Linked DNA regions of Homo sapiens: region 2 is linked to region 1. A link is a loop called in an ENCODE intact Hi-C map of the cell type or tissue named here. Cell type or tissue: heart left ventricle. All regions are shown on one strand. Each heading gives the region's core, and the rest is flanking DNA. Links, peaks and the distances in the headings are about the cores only.

What was found. Hi-C counts contacts between places; a loop is a spot of excess contacts. Peaks named below come from ENCODE experiments on the same cell type or tissue, not always from the same donor. Only the 100,000 strongest peaks of a DNase experiment are listed, where the experiment ranks them.
Region 2: a loop joins it to region 1, with 6 times the contacts of the local background. A loop is called at or near these places in 47 of 110 quality-filtered maps.

Annotation. Positions count from the first base shown.
Region 1 is chr12:27,302,214-27,313,025 of GRCh38, forward strand. It overlaps STK38L (serine/threonine kinase 38 like), which reads left to right. Exons shown (of 14, transcript NM_015000.4): 4 at 6,126-6,248; 5 at 6,901-6,984; 6 at 10,336-10,459. Among named protein-coding and RNA genes, the nearest start is that of BMAL2, 25 kb to the right of the region's middle. In heart left ventricle, for the core only: a CTCF peak has its summit at 4,195 (motif pointing left); no DNase peak of the experiment used is centred there; H3K27ac peaks cover 749 bases.
Region 2 is chr12:27,032,867-27,043,678 of GRCh38, forward strand. It overlaps a transcript of MED21 not described here. Among named protein-coding and RNA genes, the nearest start is that of MED21, 16 kb to the left of the region's middle. In heart left ventricle, for the core only: a CTCF peak has its summit at 6,769 (motif pointing right); no DNase peak of the experiment used is centred there.

The DNA of each region.
Region 1 (10,812 bases), core at 1,042-9,041:
TACAAAAGCACCCCCAGTGACTTTTCATTCATTTGACATCAGGTATTTTATAACTTAAATAATGTGGATTTTATCATTTGAATATGGGCTTCTTTGTTGCTGTCATGGATATCTTTTATTGATATCTTTAGAAGGAGGCAGTTTTGTTTTTTTCTTAAATTCCAAGAACACGTATTTAAGAGAACATTGCCAAGTGTATTTTAGGTGTGTGGAATGAGAAAGGCAAGCTCCGGGAGGAATTAATCAATCGTTAGCTTTTCTAAAATTTTTTCTAAATATTCTTTTAAAGCTATCTATTTCTCTAGTTCAGTGCTATTACCCTGGTTTAAACTACCATATATTTTAACCTGAAAAATAACTGTCCCCAACTGGTCTCCCCATTTCCCACCCCCAGTTTTTCTGCATACTGCAGCTAGAGTAATTGGTCTAAAAATAGATTTGATCATCTTACTCTTTTGCTTAATAACCCTTCACTGGCTCCCTTATCTCGGGATATGGGCAAGCTCTTTAACATTGGTATACCTGGGCCGGGCGCGGTAGCTCACACCTGTAATCCCAGCACTTTGGGAGGCTGAGGCGGGTGGATCACGAGGTCAGGAGATCGAGACCACGGTGAAACCCCGTCACTGCTAAAAATACAAAAAAAAAAATTAGCCAGGAGCGGTGGCAGGCGCCTGTAGTCCCAGCTACTCAGGAGGCTGAGGCAGGAGAATGGTGTGAACCCGGGAGGCAGAGCTTGCAGTGAGCCGAGATCGCGCCACTGCACTCCAGCCTGGGCGACAGAGCAAGACTCCGTCTTAAAAAAAAAAAAAAAAAAAAAATTGGTATACCTTCACTACTTGGCCTCTGCTTATCTCTCTCTAGCCTCATCTCTTGTCACCCGCCCCCGACGCTGACAAGTATGAATTTCTTTGATGTCCCCTGTCTTGCCTGTGGACCTTTTCACATGCTCTTTCTGCTGCTTGGAACTCTTCCTCACTCCTACCCAACTCCCATTATTCTTCAAGAATCTTTAGTAGCTGGGCATGGTGGTACGTGCCTGTAGTCCTAGCTACTTGGTAGGATTGAAGTGGGAGGATCACCTGAGCCTGAGAGTTTGAGGTTGCCATGAGCTATGATCATGTCACTTCACTCCAGCCTGGGCAAAGCAGCAGCTTTAGGCCTCACTTCAGGCATCACTTCCACTGGGAAATCTTCCTTAACCTCTCAAGGTACCTTCTGTATTCTACTGTTCCTGTCCCCATGGGAGCCTTAAAATACAGTCTTCCCAAAGACTAGACACTGTAACATCTTGTTGAGCATTACATCTCCACAGCTGTCTGGCAGAGAGCTAGAATAAATATTTGGTGAATAAACAAATAATGGCTTTTGCCCTCAAGGAGTTTTAGATTAGGAGAGGGAGAGTGAGTGAGTGTGTGTGTGTAAAAATATGTACGCATGATAGAATGTGGTGAACGTTGAAAATATAGAGAAGATTTTTCCTCTAATTCAGAGGATCAGAAAATGTTTCATAGAAGAAGTAATAATTGATTTGAATTGTAAAGAATGGGTAGAATTTACATTAGAGGTAAGGGATGTATACAAAATAATGAATACATGTACAGAATAATGAGTTTACATTTGAGCTATAAAGGGTGCAATAAAAGGAAATAGTGAGGTAAGTTGATAGCACACCATGGAAAGCTAGGTTTAGAATAGTTTACTAAAAAAGGTATACTTTAGTACTAGGCAATAGGGAGTCACAACCCAGATTAATTAGTTTAACATGCTGAGTGCAGTGGCACACACCTGTAATCCCAGCACTTTGGGAGGCCAAGATGGGAGGATCACTTGAGCCCAGGAGTTCAAGATCAGCCTGGGAAATATAGTAAGACCTGGTCTCTACAAAAAATTTTAAAAATTAAGCATGGTGTCCTGTGTGTGTAGTCCCAGCTACTCAGGAGGCTCAGGTGGGAGGATCACTTGAGCTCAGAAGGCAGAGGCTGCAGTGAGCTGAGATCATGCCATTGCACTCCAGCCTGGGTGACAGGGTGAGAGTCTGTCTCAAAAAAAAAAAAAAAAAAAAAAGAGTTTCTATATTTAAAGAGTAGACCATCATCAAATGATTAATTGAAATCAAATCAGTATCTAATCTTCCCTGTACCTTTCCTAGGACTGTAGCTGTTCCTTATAGTTGCAATGTTTAAATCAAATACAATATTTTATGACTTATACTAAAGGTGGTAACTTTGTTAATCAGTTGACTCAATCTAGAAAACTCAGATGTTTTTACATTTAAAATTATCTATCATTATTTACATGTCATTAATATTTTAAAAGCTCATTTATGTCCTTTAAATTTTAGTGAGAAAGGTAGTGATTTAAATCTGTATTCCAATCTATAGAGAAAAAATAAGACTGAGCATATCTTTCCTCATTTTAAAGTTAGAATTATAAATTTCTTATAATTAATAACCATATAATTGCATTTATATATTATACATCATTATATTGATATAGAAATCTTAAACATAAGATCTTAATTTGAAGTGTAGGGGAAGAGACTGCAAAAACAGATGCCCAAACACTAAGCAGGCAACGGAAGTGAGATAAGCTGGCCAGGTTGGTTTCATAGTGGCATCTAGGGTTATATTCTTTTGATCCAGATATACTTTGTTTACATATTCAACTTATATGATTTTTTTTTTGCTTCCACAAAGAAATAGATTAATATTTTTCCTTTTTAAAAAATATTATTTTCTTAAATATTGATCCTTACAGTTTATCTGTTGGCAAAGACATGCCACTTTTCACATTGCTGTAATAAGAGTCCCAGCCCATGTGGACATGCCTCCTAGGGACTCGCATCAGTGGTGGGGACTGACAAATTAGGGAACCAAGGCTCATCTAAAGAGGATTGCTACCATTGGCCCCTGTGGCCAAGGCCCTGTTTTTCCAGAGAAGCTAGTAATCTGGACTTTTTTTGCAGAATAACCAATCACCTGCTTTTGAAAAACAACTTGCAGTCCAAATCAAATATATCTGTAGGTTGAATATAGTTTGTAGCTTCCTGTTTGCAACTTCTGGTCTGCATCAGCAAGTACTGACTACATTTACAGCTATTTTCTCTAATTTTTCTGAATAACTTGTAGAAAATAGGAGATGATTTTTCCATAAAAAATAGTCAGTGGCCCATAATACCAGTTTATAAAACTTCTAATGTTTTTCTCTAAAAAATGTTTTTAATTCCACAGGTGCTTATTATTAGGCTCCATGCTAGAGCCTGGATTATATCAAATTCTGTAAAATAGACAAGCTCTCTCAACCTTAATATAAAGTATGTTACAGCATCTTTATATGGGGTGGGTTTGATAAAAAATAAAATTGTCTCATAAAAATAAAATAGATAAAGTTGCTAGCTGAACCCTTTTCATCTGAAAAATTTTGTATGCACTGTCTGTCTTATACAAATACTGGCCACCCTACAGATGGAGAGTTTGAGGAACACCTATATAAAAAGGAATGGAGAAAGGAAGAAAAGCACTTTCTAGTTTCATCTCACTTAAGAAAATCCCATCCAACATGGAATGTTATTTACTCTAATGAAAAACTAAATAGGCAAGTTCAAGCTATAAAAGAGAGTCGTGAAATGTTAAGCTGTCCACAGATTTTTATTGTCTTCTTTGAAGAGGAAAGGATGCAATTACCACAAGGATACTGTTTGTCTTTCAAGGCTACTTAATCTATACAGGTTGTGAGTAGATATATCAACAGGCTTTTTCACCAATTTTTTTTTTAACATGAATTTGATTCAGCTACCTCTGGACTGCAACACTGATTCTAAGACTAAAATCATGGAATCAATTTTTTTTAACTAATGTAACAATGTTATAGGTGATGCTCATTTTTATAGAATTATGTGTTCCATACACTTGTGACTCTCTCTTTTTGCTATTAAATGGCTGGGCCCAAAACCACATAAATTGTGTGAGTGCTGCATTATACAAACTACTAGACAATTTATGAAACTGTGTATAGTGATGTCATCTTTTCCATTCAGATTAAGCAGGATTTCTGCAACTATATCCAACTGTACTGTTTTATAATCTATAAAGGGAGAGATTCAAAATACTTTCAAAATTCTTATTCTTTTATGTAATTAAAAAAAAACCCTCCTCACTACTTCCTTAAAGGACATGATACTATAGTGCCACCAAGTGGCCTTTTAAAAATTAGTCTTAAAATTTAAAATCAGATACTTTTTAGAGCTCTCTTTTGTTTTACTAGTAATTTATTTTTTTATTATTCAAAAGGTATTTTTGAACACCTATGTGCAAAAAAGGGTATTTGTCATTGCATTTAGGTAAAAAGCAGCAAAAAATAGTCTTCACTATTGTTTCAGGCCACATTTGTTTTCTTAATTATATCAATGTAATTTTAGCTCCGTTAAAACTGATATTTAAGTAGCTTCCCTTAAAGAAAGCAGGAATTTGCCAGTGTTGGTATTTCAGGAATTTTATAAACACACACACACACACACACACACACACACACACACACATATATTTGAGATGGAGTTTCGGTCTTGTCACCCAGGCTGGAGTGCAATGGGATCTCAGCTCACTGCAACCTCTGCCTCCCGGGTTCAAGTGATTCTCCTGCCTCAGCCTCCTGAGTACAGGTGCATGCCACCACGCCCGGCTAATTTTTGTATTTTTAGTAGAGACGGGGTTTTACCATGTTGGCCAGGATGGTCTCGATCTCCTGACTTCATGATCCATCCACCTCGGCCTCCCAAAGTGCTGGGATTATAGGCGTGAGCCACCACACCCGGCTTATCGCCTCACTTCTTACTGAAAAAAATAATCTTTCATTGTTGTTTGCTTACTTTTTCCATAGTACCATTGTATTTTATAATCAATATCAGATGTGGAAAAAGACATTTAAAAAAAGACATTAAAGACATTAAAAAAAGACATTAGGCAAAGCCTGTTAATTTGTGTACTTGATTTTTATCTTCATTACTGTCATAATTTACACCATTGGTGTGCCTTAGTGTATAACTTCATTTAGCTGTTTGAAGACATTTCTTGATTTCATCTTCTTAGATTAACTTTGTTAGAAGTATCAGAATTCCATTGCATTGATAATACATGTTTACATACATATTTCTAATTAATAGTTCACCTAACCCTTTTAAAAACAGATATATACAGGAGTAGGGAGAGGCTATACCATGAGCTGCATTTAGAAGCAATGTTTCTAAGCTGTTACTTTCATTTTGATTTGTCTGTCCCTCCAAACTGAACCACTAAAAGCTTGGCAGGATTCAGTTGAAGATGAACAGGAGTTAAATTTTTTCACTGATATTGTTTCTTTTCCACTTAGTGTTTCCTCTACTAGGAGCTAACTATGTCCAAAAACAGAATTTTGATTGGTGAGGGTGAAAAATGAAGTTTAGAACAATAAAATAAATACCTGTTCCAAATGTAACCTGCAGGTATTTCACAGTATTGCTTATTAATGGAAGTTATTTTTTGTGGTCTTTGTAGAATCAGTTATGAAATTACCAACTTGGATATTTTAATGACTTCTTCTTGTAATTGTTTTTGCAATTTTATATTTTCAGGAAGTTCTATGCCAGGTCTCAAGCAGTTTATTAAAATTTGCCCAAGAGTAAATTCTACCACAAGTAAATCTCTTTGGAAACACTACCATTATGTTGTTATTTTATTGTCACAAGTCTCAGTAGTTGTGAAAGAGCAACCTTGGAAATTAAGGAATTGAAGCAAAGCAGATTTCCTGACAGAATAAAAATCAGTATCAGAATACCATTAACATTTACTAACATTTAATTTTTATTTATGGAATTGTTACCATATAGATGAAAGAATAAGTTATACATATATATATATATAGACAAATATGATGGACTGAATTACATATTTAATGGAGTCCACCTCAAAAGTAAAGATTTATCAGTTGTTAAAAATTTTAGAAAGTTTTCTTTAAATTGTTTTAGCCTAATAGTATATTACATATTAGTGCTATCATTTATTTTTACGTGTATCATCTTTTAATACTAGAAGCTCCATCAAAACAACCTAATTATAAAATCATCCGTTTAAATTGTTTTTTTTTAATAGAAAAAGTTACGTCGATCACAACACGCTCGCAAAGAAACAGAGTTCTTACGGCTCAAAAGGACCAGACTTGGCTTGGATGACTTTGAGTCTCTGAAAGTTATAGGAAGAGGAGCTTTTGGAGAGGTGTGCTTCTTTTTAAAAGTCACTACTGCTGCAAATATATATCTTAAGATAATTTAAAATATGTGTTAAAATATAATTCCTGGCTGGGTGCGGTGGCTCACGCCTGTAATCCCAATACTTTGGGAGGCCGAGGCGGGTGGATCGCCTGAGGTCAGGAGTTCGAGACCAGCCTGGCCAGTGAAACCCCGTCTCTATAAAAATACAAAAATTAGCTGGGCGTGGTGGTGGGCACCTGTAATCCCAGCTACTTGGGAGGCTGAGGCAGGAGAATCGCTTGAGCCCAGGAGGCAGAAGTTGCAGTGAGCTGAGATCCCACCATTGCACTCCAGCCTGGGCAACATGAGTGAAACGCTCTCTCAAAAAAATATATATATGTGTTTGTATGTATATATAAAAAAATATATATAAATATAAATATATATAAATGTAAATATATAAATATATATAAATATATATTAATATATATAAAATATATATAAATATATATATAACATATATAAAAATATATAGATATAAAAATATATAGATATATATATATAAAATTCCTGAAATACCAACACTGGCAAATTCCTGCTTTCTTTAAGGGAAGTTACTTTTCTTTCCTGAACAAATAGTAGTGACTGTTTTATAATATATGTTTTTTATCTTTTAGGTGCGGTTGGTCCAGAAGAAAGATACAGGCCATATCTATGCAATGAAGATATTGAGAAAGTCTGATATGCTTGAAAAAGAGCAGGTATGAGTTCTTTAACACATGTAATATAAAGGAGCATCCACTGACGCAGTGTTAAGAGTGTTTATATTAGAATTTTTAAGAAGCAGTTTACACATCTTACTACATAAGCTATTAATTTTTTGGTAGCCTGTTTTAGTGTTTCTCAGTTCTTTTAAGGTTTCTTCTAAATTTATAATCTATGTATGTCTGCTTAGACTTCCATAACAGAACACAACAGGCTGGTTAGCTTAAACAACAGAAACTTATTTTCTCATAGTTCTGGAGGCTACAAGTCAAAAATGAAAGTTTGGGCAGGTTTTGGTTTCTGGTGAGGCCTCTCTTCCTGGCTTGCAGATGGCCACCTTCTCACTAAGTTTTCACATGGCCTTTCCTTGGTGTGTGCGGGGACACACACTCCTGTGAGAACTCTCTGGTGTCTCTTCTTATAAGGACATTAATTCCACCCTTATGACCTCATTAATTAACCTTAATTAATTCCCTAAGGGTCCATCTCCAAATACAGCCTCATTGGAGATTAAAGCTTTACTCTATGAATTTTGTAGATGCATGAACATTCAGTACATACCTTCTGAAATACCTCCTTTTCTGACTACAATGAAAATAAAGGACAGTTCTCAGCTCCCAGAATCCCTGTCACATATCAGATAATCAAAACTAGTCTCCTGGAAATTTGCTGATTTTACATATTTCTAAAATCTGTAACCTTGTAAATATTCTGGGCTCTCTGCATGTTTCCTGTGCCTTAATGCAGTTACAAGGGGTGGCTTCGAGTAAAGGAGGGATGGCTTTTTGAATATTTAAGGAGAGAAATTGTGAAATGGTCATTTTCAGGTGCGGGAAAGCAGACCTGCTAAGGAAATGCAGTTGAAGGCTCATTGAGATTTGCAGTCATGAATTTAAAGTGAAACCCATTGGCATAGCTGGGTGATTTTTCACCCTAGTTTCAGTTAGGTTAAGAAGGTAATAGGAACCATCAGGAGACAGGGTTATAGGGGATTTTGTTGATGACAGGCTATGATTCCCCAGAGGGAAGAGGTGTGGAAGGCAAGGAAGGTTGAGATACTGAGTTGGATTAGAGAACTATAGATAATGATGGGAATATAGCAAGACCCCATTCTCCACAAAAAGGAAGAAAAAAGAAAGATAATGATGGCAATAAGGACGTGGGTAAAGATGCATAGCCTCAGAGACAGGGAGGGCAACAGGAATCTAACTTAGCCATAATGGGATTAGTCCTACTAGGGTATAATAGGAAGGACAGAAGGAAGCAGTTAGTTCCAGCTGTAGTGTAGATACCAGCCAGCCACATGTGGCTACTGGGCACAAATTGGGATATCCAGCAAATAAGGCTTGGTGCAAAAATAAATAAATAAATAAATAAAATATTTCAATGATTTTTATATTGATTACATACTAAGGTGATAATATTCGGATATATTAGGTTACATAAACTGTATTATTAAAAATAATTTCATTCTGTATGTGGCTTCTAGAAAATTTAAAAATTACATACATGACTTGTGTTACATCTGTACTGGACAGCCCTTGGTCTACAATATTTTGTGGGAAGTTAAGGAGCCTCTGGACCACTGCTCTTTCCTGTGGGGAGGTGGGGGGCGGAAATCTCTCCGTAGCCTAACGTCTAGTTGCCTTTGCATTTTGGGGTTGTTTTTTACCCCTGTATAAATTAATTTGCATTTGTTACCACTGGATTTTGTTTTAGAAAGCTTTTTTCTACTCAATTCTAATACATCAATATTTTAACTTTTATCACATTTATTTTAATGCAAACCACCCCCACAAAATTAAATACCAACTGATCTCCTCACTGTTGTTCTACCAGATTACTATAGGTCATACTTTCCAACCTTTGGATCCTGTTTTGGAAAGGGATCCTGTAATTTGGCTTTAAACCATTTAAAAATAATCAAGCCATGTTTATGTTGTAGTTGTTTTCCTTACACACCAGATGCAACACCAAAGTTTAGGGCTTTTCCTTACCACCTTAAATTGCTTCATGAAAGGTAATAGGTAGGCACTCTTGCTACCACTTTTCACTTAATGAAACAGATCCATAGAAATTATAAAGTATTTTCATGCCAGAAGACAAGTTCTTACTCCTCAACTCTTACGCTTTGATCTCAGAATATTTACTGCACTAGGAGTAATTCCAAATATGACACTTTAAGCAGATCATATTTTATTATCATAGAAAGGTTTACAAATGTATGTTCTCATGTGCTTTGGACCAGAGTTTTTAACGTTGCACAATGAAAATAGCAAAAGCATAAATCAAATCTTATTAATCTTTGGAAAAAGTGTATAAATATATTAATGCAAAAGCATCTGCAAACTGACCAGTTATACCAACCCCATAAATTATCCAGTTTATAAAATTTTCCAGTCTATAACATTTTCACATGATAGTATCTCTAGTAATTATGTGTCCGAGAAATCAGTGGCAAAATCCCCAAAAGTTACACAAATTTGCTTTAGCTAACATTTATAGATATGGTAGAGGTTTTATATTATAACAATAATATAACATAAAGTTACTATAATTGTTACTATTTCTTTAAAAAACACCAAATAATGATCAAGCTGGGACCTTTGTTTAACAATTAAAAATAGTTTGCTATTTTTAGCCAAGCTTAGGTTTGCTGTACCAATTTACAGGGCATTGCTTACTCTTTTTTTTTTTGAGATGGAGTCTCGTTCTGTCACCAAGCTGGAGTGCAGTGACGCAATCTCGGCTCACTGCAACCTCCGCCTCCCGGGTTCAAGCGATTCTCCTGCCTCAGCCTCCTGAGTAGCCGGGACTACTGGTGTGTGCCACCATGCCTGGCTAATTTTTTGTATGTTTAGTAGAGACGGGGTTTCACCGTTTTAGCCAGGATGGTCTCAATCTCCTGACCTCGTGATCCACCTGCCCTGGCCTCCCAAAGTGCTGGGATTACAGGCGTGAGCCACTGTGCCCGGCCCTGCTTACTACTTTTAACTTTAAAAATCACACTAGTGCCCTAAATTTATGTGACAAAGCCAGGATCCTAGGCTGGGTAGAGATTCTGGTTAAAAAGTTGTTAGACTGATTCTTGCTCTACCTCAGAGGCCTCAGCTTCACGTAATATACCTGTTGACCTCACCTTTTCAGACCTAAAGATATAAGCTAAAATAAACTATTTCTTGAGGTTCTCCATATTTGATGAGAATACGAACATTCATACATGTATCAAATCTTCTGAAACTCCATCTTTCCTTCATTAACTGTTATGGATGGATAAGTGTAAGAGATGAGTTTAACAAATGTGTGATGTATTTACAATTATTTTTTTCAAAAATATATTCATCTAGGTGGCCCATATCCGAGCAGAAAGAGATATTTTGGTAGAAGCAGATGGTGCCTGGGTGGTGAAGATGTTTTACAGTTTTCAGGATAAGAGGAATCTTTATCTAATCATGGAATTTCTCCCTGGAGGTAAAAGCAAACATTGTATCAATGACAGACTGATACAAGCACATCTTTATATGCAACAATAATTTTATTGGTGAGGTTTACTTTTATATTCTTTGCTCTGAGGCTTTACATAGTCACAGTTTAAAAATATTTACTACCATATTGATGCTCATTTTTACCACAAAACAGATTGTTTTGAAGGAATTATAAAGTTAGCACATTTTAAATATTACCGTTCTGGGTTCACTGTATATAATTAGGTTGTTATAAGTTGTGTTAGTTTATTTTATGTTGTTACAAAAAATACCTGAGACTGGATGGGCGCAGTGGCTCACGCCTGTAATCCCAGCACTTTGGGAGGCCGAGGCGGATGG
Region 2 (10,812 bases), core at 1,866-9,865, 270 kb before region 1:
AGCCTGAGCCAGCACTGGACTGTGGAATAGTCCCTCCTTTTCCCCTCCTGAAAATTGACTAGCCACCAGGAAGGACATTCCCTGCTCAGCTGTCCCATTAACGTCACCTGCTCCTCTCCTCCACGTTAGTTTTTTTCTAGCCTGTTTATTCCTCCCTGTAAGAGAAAAAGAGAAAAGCCTATTTCTATCTGATCTTTGAGATGCTTGCAGATCTTACCTTTGAAGCATTCTCCTTATTGCAATAGTCTCCCTGACCCTATTGCAATAGTTCCTCTCTCCCTGTTTGTATTCACCCATTCAGGCTGCTATATATAGCAAAATACCATAAGCTGATAGCTTATAGACAATATAAATTTACTTCCCACAGTTCTGAAGCCCGGGAAGTCAAAGATCAAAGTGCTGGCAGGTCTGGTGTCTGGTGGGGGCACCTTCTCACTGTCCTCACATGGTAGAAGAAGCAAGGGAAACTCTTGGGCCTCTTTAGAGGTACTAATCCCACTCATGAGGCCTTTACCTTCTTGACCTAGTCATTTTTCAAAGGCTCGACCCATCATCATTCGTATGTTAGGATTTCAACGTACAAATTTGTGGGGTTGGGAGGGATACAAGCATTCAGAGCATAGCACTATTTTAATAATCATTTCAAATAGAGTCATTCTATACCTAGTCTGGATTTTTGTTTGTTTTACTTGACCTCATTCACTTGGGTAGGAAAAAAATCTCATGGACTCTCATTGATAGCCCCAGGGGTAAGGTTGGGGCAAAAAGAGCAGAGGCACTCATTTACTGTGAGGTAAGAAATCTGTTTCAGATCACCTTGTGTGCAATTCAGGATAAAATTAATAAAGATGAATAGTAAAAATCCAATACTAAGAGATAAAACTCAGGAGTCAAAAGAAGAAATCAGAAAGATTAGAGCATAATTCAGAATGTAATGAAAACAAACTATGCATAGAAACTTGTGGTATTCGGCCAAGACAGCATGTAGGAGAAAATGCAAGTATTACCTTTCTTGCTTGTATTAGGATAAAAAGTTGAAAATTAACAAGCTAAGTATCTAACTGAAAGAGAAAGAAAGAAATAATAAAGGTAACAGCAGAAATTAAGAAAACAACCATACTGTAGAAAAAACAAAGCCCAAAGTTGAGATTCAAAAAGAGTATGGCTGAAAAAAGAGTTTTGACTATTGATTGAATGTATTTAAAATTTAAATGGTCCTTTAAATCCTTCAAACTTAATCCTTTAAACTTCAAAAAAAGTTTAAATTTGGCTAACGCAGTGACTCACACCTGTAGTCCCAGCACTTTGGGAGGCAAAGGTGGGTGGATCACCTGAGGTCAGGTGTTCAAGACCAGCCTGGCCAACATGGAGAAACCCCGTCTCTACTAAAAATACAAAAAATTAGCCAGGCATGGTGGTGGGCGCCTGTAATCCAATCCCAGCTACTCGGGAGGCTAAGGCAGGAGAATCGGTACAGCCTGGGAGGCGGAGGTTGCAGTGAGCCGAGATCACGCCATTGCACTCCAGCCTGGGCAACAAGGGCAAAACTCCGTCTCAAAAAAAAAGTTTAATACATAATTTAATAAATTTAAATAGATAAACAAGGTCTCACTCTTGTCTTCCAGGCTGCAGTGCAGTGACACAATCACAGTTCATTGCAGTGTTGACCTCCTGGGCTCAAGCTATCCTCCCACCTCAGCCTCCCGAGTAGCTGGGATGGCAGGCTTATTCCACCAGCTAATTTTTGTATTTTTAGTAGAGATGGGGTTTTGCAGTGTTGCCCAGGCTTATCTCAAACTCCTGGGCTCAACCGATCTGCCCATTTCGACCTCCCAAAGTGCTGGGATTACATGCATGAGCCACCACACCCGATTTGACTCAATAGTCAAAACTCTTTTTTGGAAACGGAGTTTCGCGCTTGTCGCCCGGGCTGGAGTGCGGTGGCGTGATCTCGGCTCACTGCAACCTCCGTCTCCCGGGTCCAAGTGCTTCTTATGCCTCAGCCTCCTGAGTAGCTGGGATTACAGGCACCTGTCACCACGCCTGGCTAATTTTTGTATTTTTCGTAGAGACAGGGTTTTACCATGTTTACCAGGCTAGTCTTGAATTCCTGACCTTAGGTGCTCCGCCTGCCCCTGGCCTCCCTAAGTGCTGGGATTACAGGCGTGAGCAACTGCGCCCAGCTGTCAAAACTCTTAATTAGCCCGGTTTGGTAGTGCATGCCTGAAGTTCCAGCTACTCAGTTGGGAGGATCGCTTAAGCCTGGGAGGTACAGGCTGCGGTGAGCCATGATCATGACACCACACACCAGCCTGGTGACAGACTTGTTGACAGACCCTGTCTCAAACAAAATAAAAACAACAGGCAGTAATAAAACCTTCTAGCCACCAAGCCTAGAGAGTTTTATTAATGAGAATAGTGAGTTGTGAGTTTTGCTAAATATGCGGTTTCTTTGAATTCCAGTTTTATACAGAAAGTATAAAGCTCTTGTCAAAATTTTACAGTAACAGTACCAAAATTAAAAATAACTAAATCTCTTTTTTTTTTTTTGGATTAAGGTGATTTGTTATTTCTTTTTTTTTTAATTATACTTTAAGTTTTAGGGTACATGTGCACAATGTGCAGGTTAGTTACATATGTATACATGTGCCATGCTGGTGTGCTGCACCCGTTAACTCGTCATTTAGCATTAGGTATATCTCCTAATGCTATCCCTCCCCCCTCCCCCCACCCCACAACAGTCCCCAGAGTGTGATGTTCCCCTTCCTGTGTCCATGTGTTCTCACTGTTGAATTCCCATCTATGAGTGAGAACATGCGGTGTTTGGTTTTTTGTCCTTGCCATAGTTTGCTGAGAATGATGATTTCCAATTTCATCCATGTCCCTACAAAGGACATGAACTCATCATTGTTTATGGCTGCATAGTATTCCATGGTGTATATGTGCCACATTTTCTTAATCCAGTCTATCATTGTTGGACATTTGGGTTAGTTCCAAGTCTTTGCTATTGTGAATAGTGCCGCAATAGACATACGTGTGCATGTGTCTTTATAGCAGCATGATTTATAGTCCTTTGGGTGTATACCCAGTAGTGGGATGGCTGGGTCAAATGGTATTTGTAGTTCTAGATCCCTGAGGAATCACCACACTGACTTCCACAATGGTTAAACTAGTTTACAGTCCCACCAATAGTGTAAAACTATTCCTATTTCTCAACATCCTCTCCAGCACCTGTTGTTTCCTGACTTCTTAATGATTGCCATTCTAACTGGTGTGAGATGATATCCCATTGTGGTTTTGATTTGCATTTCTCTGATGGCCAGTGATGATGAGCATTTTTTCAGTGTCTTTTGGCTGCATAAATGTCTTCTTTTGAGAAGTGTCTGTTCATATCCTTTGCCCACTTTTTGATGGGGTTGTTTGGTTTTTTCTTGTAAATTTGTTGGAGTTCACTGTAGATTCTGGATATTAGCCCTTTGTCAGATGAGTAGGTTGCGAAAATTTTCTCCCATTCTGTAGGTTGCCTGTTCACCCTGATGGTAGTTTCTTTTGCTGTGCAGAAGCTCTTTAGTTTAATTAGATCCCATTTGTCAATTTTGGCTTTTATTGCCATTGCTTTTGGTGTTTCAGACATGAAGTCCTTGCCCATGCCTATGTCCTGAATGGTAATGTCTAGGTTTTCTTCTAGGGTTTTTATGGTTTTAGGTCTAACGTTTAAGTCTTTAATCCATCTTGAATTAATTTTTGTATAAGCTGTAAAGAAGGGATCCAGTTTCAGCTTTCTACATATGGCTAGCCAGTTTTCCCAGCACCGTTTATTAAATAGGGAATCCTTTCCCCATTGCTTGTTTTTCTCAGGTTTGTCAAAGATCAGATAGTTGTAGATATGTGGCGTTATTTCTGAGGCCTCTGTTCTGTTCCATTGATTTATATCTCTGTTTTGGTACCAGTACCATGCTGTTTTGGTTACTGTAGCCTTGTAGTATAGTTTGAAGTCAGGTAGTGTGATGCCTCCAGCTTTGTTCTTTTGGCTTAGGATTGACTTGGAGATGTGGGTTCCTTTTTGGTTCCATATGAACTTTAAAGTAGTTTTTTTCCAATTCTGTGAAGAAAGGCATTGGTAGCTTGATGGGGATGGCATTGAATCTATAAATTACCTTGGGCAGTATGGCCATTTTCACAATATTGATTCTTCCTACCGATGAGCATGGAATGTTCTTCCATTTGTTTGTATCCTCTTTTATTTCCTTGAGCAGTGGTTTGTAGTTCTTCTTGAAGAGGTCCTTCACGTCCCTTGTAAGTTGGATTCCTAAGTATTTTATTCTCTTTGAAGCAATTGTGAATGGGAGTTCACTCATGATTTGGCTCTCTGTTTGTCTGTTATCGGTGTATAAGAATGCTTGTGATTTTTGTACATTGATTTTGTATCCTGAGACTTTGCTGAAGTTGCTTATCAGCTTAAGGAGATTTTGGGCTGAGACAATGGGGTTTTCTATACATACAGTCATGTCGTCTGCAAACAGGGACAATTTGACTTCCTCTTTTCCTAATTGAATACCCTTTATTTCCTTATCCTGCCTAATTGCCCTGGCCAGAACTTCCAACACTATGTTGAATAGGAGTGGTGAGAGAGGGCATCCCTGTCTTGTGCCAGTTTTCAAAGGGAATGCTTCCAGTTTTTGCCCATTCAGTAAACATGGAAAAATAGCAAATTAGAGACAGTGGGTATTAACAATTGCATATATCACAATAAATGTATGTTTAATCTCAGGAATGCATGGCAGTTCTGTCTTTAGAAAATGTATTTTTTGTATTTTTATCAATTTAGAGATGCCCTTTTAAAAAAACATATTACAAATTGGAATATTCAAAGGGCAGCTGTTTTATTTTCTTCCTTGCTGAAACATAAAATAATGACGTGTTTTAAAATTTATAGAATCTTTGATTTGATCAAATATGGTAATGTAATTTGCCATTCTAACAGATCAAAATCAGAATCAGTATGATCATCTATCTTGATTTGCGAGAAGCATTTGATAATATTCAAAATCCATTTATGAAAAAACTCTTGGCAGAGGAGAAACAGCAAAGAATTTTTAAAATATAAAGGGTATGTACAAAACTGTAGTAACCATCTTACTGAAAGATCAAACTTGTTCCCTTTCAGCTTGGGAATAAGACAGAGCTTCCTATTAAGACCACCACATCTACTCATCTTTAAGCTGGTGATTCTCACCAACACATCTAAGCATGAAAGAAATAAAAATTATAAGATAAAAAGGAAAGAAAACTCTCAGTACTTAAAGATGATATAATTACATAGAAAATCAAGAAGATTCCATGGATAGGCTTCCCAAAAAACAATATGTAACATACCAGCAACAAATGGTAAGAAAAACACGTTGTTTTTTTTTTAAAGTACATTTTCAGTGACATTAAATAATAAGGATTCAGGAATACAACGAATATAACAAAAATGTAAGATATCTAGGGATGCGTATAACAAAAAAATTATAAAGCTTCATTTAAAACATTTTTAAACAAAATAAGTAGAAAGTAATACCATCTTTATGGAACAGAGTCAGTATTATAAATGTGTCAGTTTTCTTCAACTGGTCCATAGACAACACAATTTTAACTAAGATTCCAATTGGGATTTCTGTGGAACTTGATGAGTTAGGGCCAAAAGTAATCAAGATATTCATGAGGAAGGATAACAGAATGGCAAAACTTGCTTTAATAATTTGTGCAGGGATAGACAAATACTGTACACCAGTCTCTCAATAGGGAGATCAAAACCAAATTCACACAGACATGAAAAGTTGATTTATGACAGATGATGTTGCAGTCCCTGGGGAAAGAATGGAAATGGTGCTAGAATAATTGGTTTCTATATGTATTTCTATATATTTATATGCCATTACATTAAAGTCAATGCCTATGGAGTTTGGGAGGAGTGATCAAAATGTTCTGGAATTAGATGTGATGTTTGCACAACTCTGTGAATGTACTAAGAACCACTGAATTGTATATTTTTAAAGCATGGTATGTGAATAATACCTCAATAAAGCTGTTATAAAAAATATTTTAAAAATCCCAGCACTTTGGGAGGCTGAGGCGGGCGGATCATGAGGTCAGGAGTTCAAGACCAGCCTGACCAACATGTTGAAACCCCATCTCTATTAAAAGTACAAAAATTAGCCAGACGTGGTGGCACGTGCCTGTAATCTAAGCTACTCAGGTGGCTGAGGCAGGAAAATCGCTTGATCCCTGGAGGCGGAGGCTGCCGTGAGCCGAGATGATGCGCCTGGCACTCCATCCAGCCTGGGCAACAGAGCGAGATTCCATCTCAAAAAAAAAAAAAAAGTAAAAAATCAATGACGGCCAGGCGCAGTGGCTCACACCTGTAATCCCAGCACTTTGGGAAGCCGAGGTGGCAGATCACCTGAGGTCAGGAGTTCGAGACCAGCCTGACCAACATGGAGAAACCCCGTCTCTACTAAAAGTACAAAATTAGCCGGGTGTGGTGGTGCATGCCTGTAATCCCAGCTACTGGCGAGGCTGAAGCAGGATAATCACTTGAACCCGGGAGGCGGCGGTTGTGGTGAGCCAAGAACGCGCCATTGCCCTCCAGCCTGGGCAACAAGAGCGAAATTCCATCTCAAAAAAAAAAAAAAAAAAATCAATGCCAGACAGACTGAAAACTTAACATGCAAAGGGCAAGTATTGAAGACCAAACAGATAGCAATATTTCACCACAAGAGGGCAGTTTGACCCTGAACTTTGGTGTGTGTTTGTTTTGAGATGGAGTCTTGCTCTGTTGCCCAGGCTGGAGTGCAGTGGCGTGATCTTGGCTCACTGCAACCCTCCACCTCCCGGATTCAAGTGATTACCCTGCCTCAGCCTCCCGAGTAGCTGGGACTACAGGCACGTGCCACCATGAACGACTAATTTTTTGTGTTTTTAGTAGAGACGGGGTTTCACCGTGTTAGCCAGGATGGCCTTGATCTCCTGACCTTGTGATCTGCCCACCTCAGCTTCCCAAAGTGCTGGGATTACAGGCGTGAACTTTGATTTTATACAGGAAGTGGTTGGAGGAAATGGTTGGAAAGGATGTTTCGTGACTCAAAAGACTACTGGGGATTAACTAGCTTGATAGCAGTGGCCACAAGTTAAGATTACCCTGGAATCCAGTCAAAGCTGGTGTTATGATTCTAGTTTGAGCTAGTATCTTCCTGGAGCCAGTAACATGAATATGATGACCAAATGTTTATTTCGTCTGAAAACAAAAGATTATGGACACAACTTCGTGGTATGTGTCCATTTAGGCCCACCGTAAAGAAGTGAAGCACTGGCATCAACCACAAAGAAAGTTATGTGAGCACTTTCTCTGGATGATAAATTATCTTCTATGTGCATGTGCATGTGTTGTGTATGTTGACAGGTCACACATCAGAAACTGCCACTTCATAGCCGAAGGATAGTCCTATATGGAAACGCAATATGAAAGTGTGATTAATAATATAGGCTTTTGTGCCTCCTGGCCCCGGCATTGCCACTGAATTGTGTGACTTTGGGCAAGTTACCTATGTTTCAGTGCAACTGTAAAATGAGGATAATATTAGTAATTACCTCATGGTATTTTTTTTCTTCTTTTTTTTAATTATACTTTAAGTTCTAGGGTACATGTGCACAACGTGCAGGTTTGTTACATATGTATACATATGCCATGTTGGTGTTCTGCACCCATTAACTCGTCATTTACATTAGGTATATCTCTTAATGCTATCCCTCCCCCATCCCCCCACCCCACGACAGGCCCCAGTGTGTGATGTTTCCCTTCCTGTGTCCAAGTGTTCTCCTTGTTCAATTCCCACCTATGAGTGAGAACATGCAGTGTTTGGTTTTCTGTCCTTGCGATAATTTGCTCAGAATGTTGGTTTCCAGCTTCATCCATGTCCCTACAAAGGACATGAACTCATCCTTTTTTATGGCTGCATAGTATTCCATGGTGTATATGTGCCACATTTTCTTAATCCAGTCTATCACTGATGGACATTTGGGTTGGTTCCAAGTCTTTGCTATTGTGAATAGTGCCGCAATAAACATACGTGTGCATGTGTCTTTATAGCAGCATGATTTATAATCCTTTGGGTATATACCCAGTAATGGAATGGCTGGGTCAAATGGTATTTCTAGTTCTAGATCCCTGAGGAATCACCACACTGTCTTCCACAATGGTTGAACTAGTTTACAGTCCCACCAACAGTGTAAAAGTATTCCTGTTTCTCCACTTCCTCTCCAGCACCTGTTGTTTCCTGACTTTTTAATGATTGCCATTCTAACGGGTGTGAGATAAACTTCTCCGAGCTAAAAGAGGAAGTTCGAACCCATCAGAAAGAAGCTAAAAACCTTGAAAAAAGATTAGATGAATGGCTAACTGGAATAACCAGTGTAGAGAAGTCCTTAAATGATCTGATGGAGCTGAAAATGATGGCACGAGAACTACGTGACAAATGCACAAGCTTCAGTAGCCGATTTGATCAACTGGAAGAAAGGGTATCAGTGATTGAAGATCAAACGAATGAAATGAAGTGAGAAGAGAAGTTTAGAGAAAAAAGAGTAAAAAGAAATGAATAAAGCCTCCAAGAAATATGGGAGTATGTGAAAAGACCAAATCTATGTCTGATTAGTGTACCTGAAAGTGATGGGAGGAATGGAACCAAGTTGGAAAACACTCTGCAGGATATTATCCAAGAGAATTTCCCCAACCTAGCAAGGCAGGCCAACATTCAAATTCAGGAAATACAGAGAACACCACAAAAATACTCCTCAAGAAGAGCAACTCCAAGACACATAATTGTGAGATTCACCAAAGTTGAAATGAAGGAAAAAATGTTAAGGGCAGCCAGAGAGAAAGGTCGGGTTACCCACAAAGGGAAGCCCGTCAAACTAACAGCAGATCTCTCGGCAGAAACTCTACAAGCCAGAAGAGAGTGGGGGCCAATATTCAACATTCTTAAACAAAAGAATTTTCAACCCAGAATTTTACATCCAGCCAAACTAAGCTTCATAAGTGAAGGAAAAATAAAATCCTTTACTGACAAGCAAATCTGAGAGACTTTGTCACCACCAGGCCTGCCCTACAAGAGCTCCTGAAGGAAGCACTAAACATAGAAAGGAACAACCAGTACCAGCCACTGCAAAAACATGCCAAAATGTAAAGACCATCAATGCTAGAAAGAAACTGCATTAACTAACGAGCAAAGTAACCAGCTAACATCATAATGACAGGATCAAATTCCCACATAACAGTATTAACCTTAAATGTAAATGGGCTAAATGCTCCAATTAAAAGACACAGACTGGCAAATTGGATAAAGAGTCAAGACCCATCAGTGTGCTGTATTCAGGAGACCCATCTCATGTGCAGAGGCACACATAGGCTCAAAATAAAGGGAGGGAGGAAGATCTACCAAGCAAATGGAAAACAAAAAAAGGTAGGGGTTGCAATCCTATCTCTGATAAAACAGAATATAAACCAACAAAGATGAAAAGAGACAAGGCCATTATATAATGGTAAATGGATCAATTCAACAAGAAGAGCTAACTATCCTAAATATATATGCACCCAATACAGGAGCACCCAGATTCATAAAGCAAGTCCTTGGAGACTTACAAAGAGACTTAGACTCCCACACAATAATAATGGGAGACTTTAACACCCCACTGTCAACATTAGACAGATCAAGGAGACAGAAGGTTAACAAGGATATCCAGGACTTCACCTCTGCACCAAGGGGACCTAATAGACATCTACAGAACTCTCCACCACAAATCAACAGAATATACATTCTTCTCAGCACCACATTGCACTTATTCCAAAATTGAGCACATAGTTGGAAGTAAAGCACTCCTCAGCAAATGCAGAAGAACAGAAATAACAAACTGTCTCTCAGACCACAGTGCAATCAAATTAGAACTCAGGATTAAGAAACTCACTCAAAACCACTCAACTACATGGAAACTGAACAACCTGCTCCTGAATGACTACTGGGTACATAACGAAATGAAGGCAGAAATAAAGGTGTTTTTTGAAACCAATGAGAACAAAGACACAACGTACCAGAATCTCTGGGACACATTTCAAGCAGTGTGTAGAGGGAAATTTATAGCACTAAATGCCCACAAGAGAAAGCAGGAAAGATCTAAAATTGACACCCTAACATCACAATTAAAAGAACTAGAGAAGCAAGAGCAAACACATTCAAAAGCTAGCAGAAGGCAAGAAATAACTAAGATCAGAGCAGAACTGAAGGAAATAGAAACACAAAAAACCCTTCAAAAAATCAATGAATCCAGGAGCTGGTTTTTTGAAAAGATCAACAAAATTGATAGACCACTAGCAAGTCTAATAAAGAAGAAAAGAGAGAAGAATCAAACAGATGCAATAAAAAATGATAAAGGGGATATCACCACCGATCCCACAGAAATACAAACTACCATCAGAGAATACTGTAAATACCTCTGTGCAAATAAACTAGAAAATCTAGAAGAAATGGATAAATTCCTGCACACATACACCCTCCCAAGACTAAATCAGGAAGAAGTTGAATCCCTGAATAGACCAATAACAGGCTCTGAAATTGAGGCAATAATTAATAGCCTACCAATCAAAAAAAGACCTCATGGTATTTTTATGGAATGTAAATCAGTTTATAGATGAGCAGGAGTCTAGTATCATCCTTTAAGACATATCTGGTTTTTATAGGGTCAGACCGGTGAATTAAGTAGGCACTTGATGGGGATCAC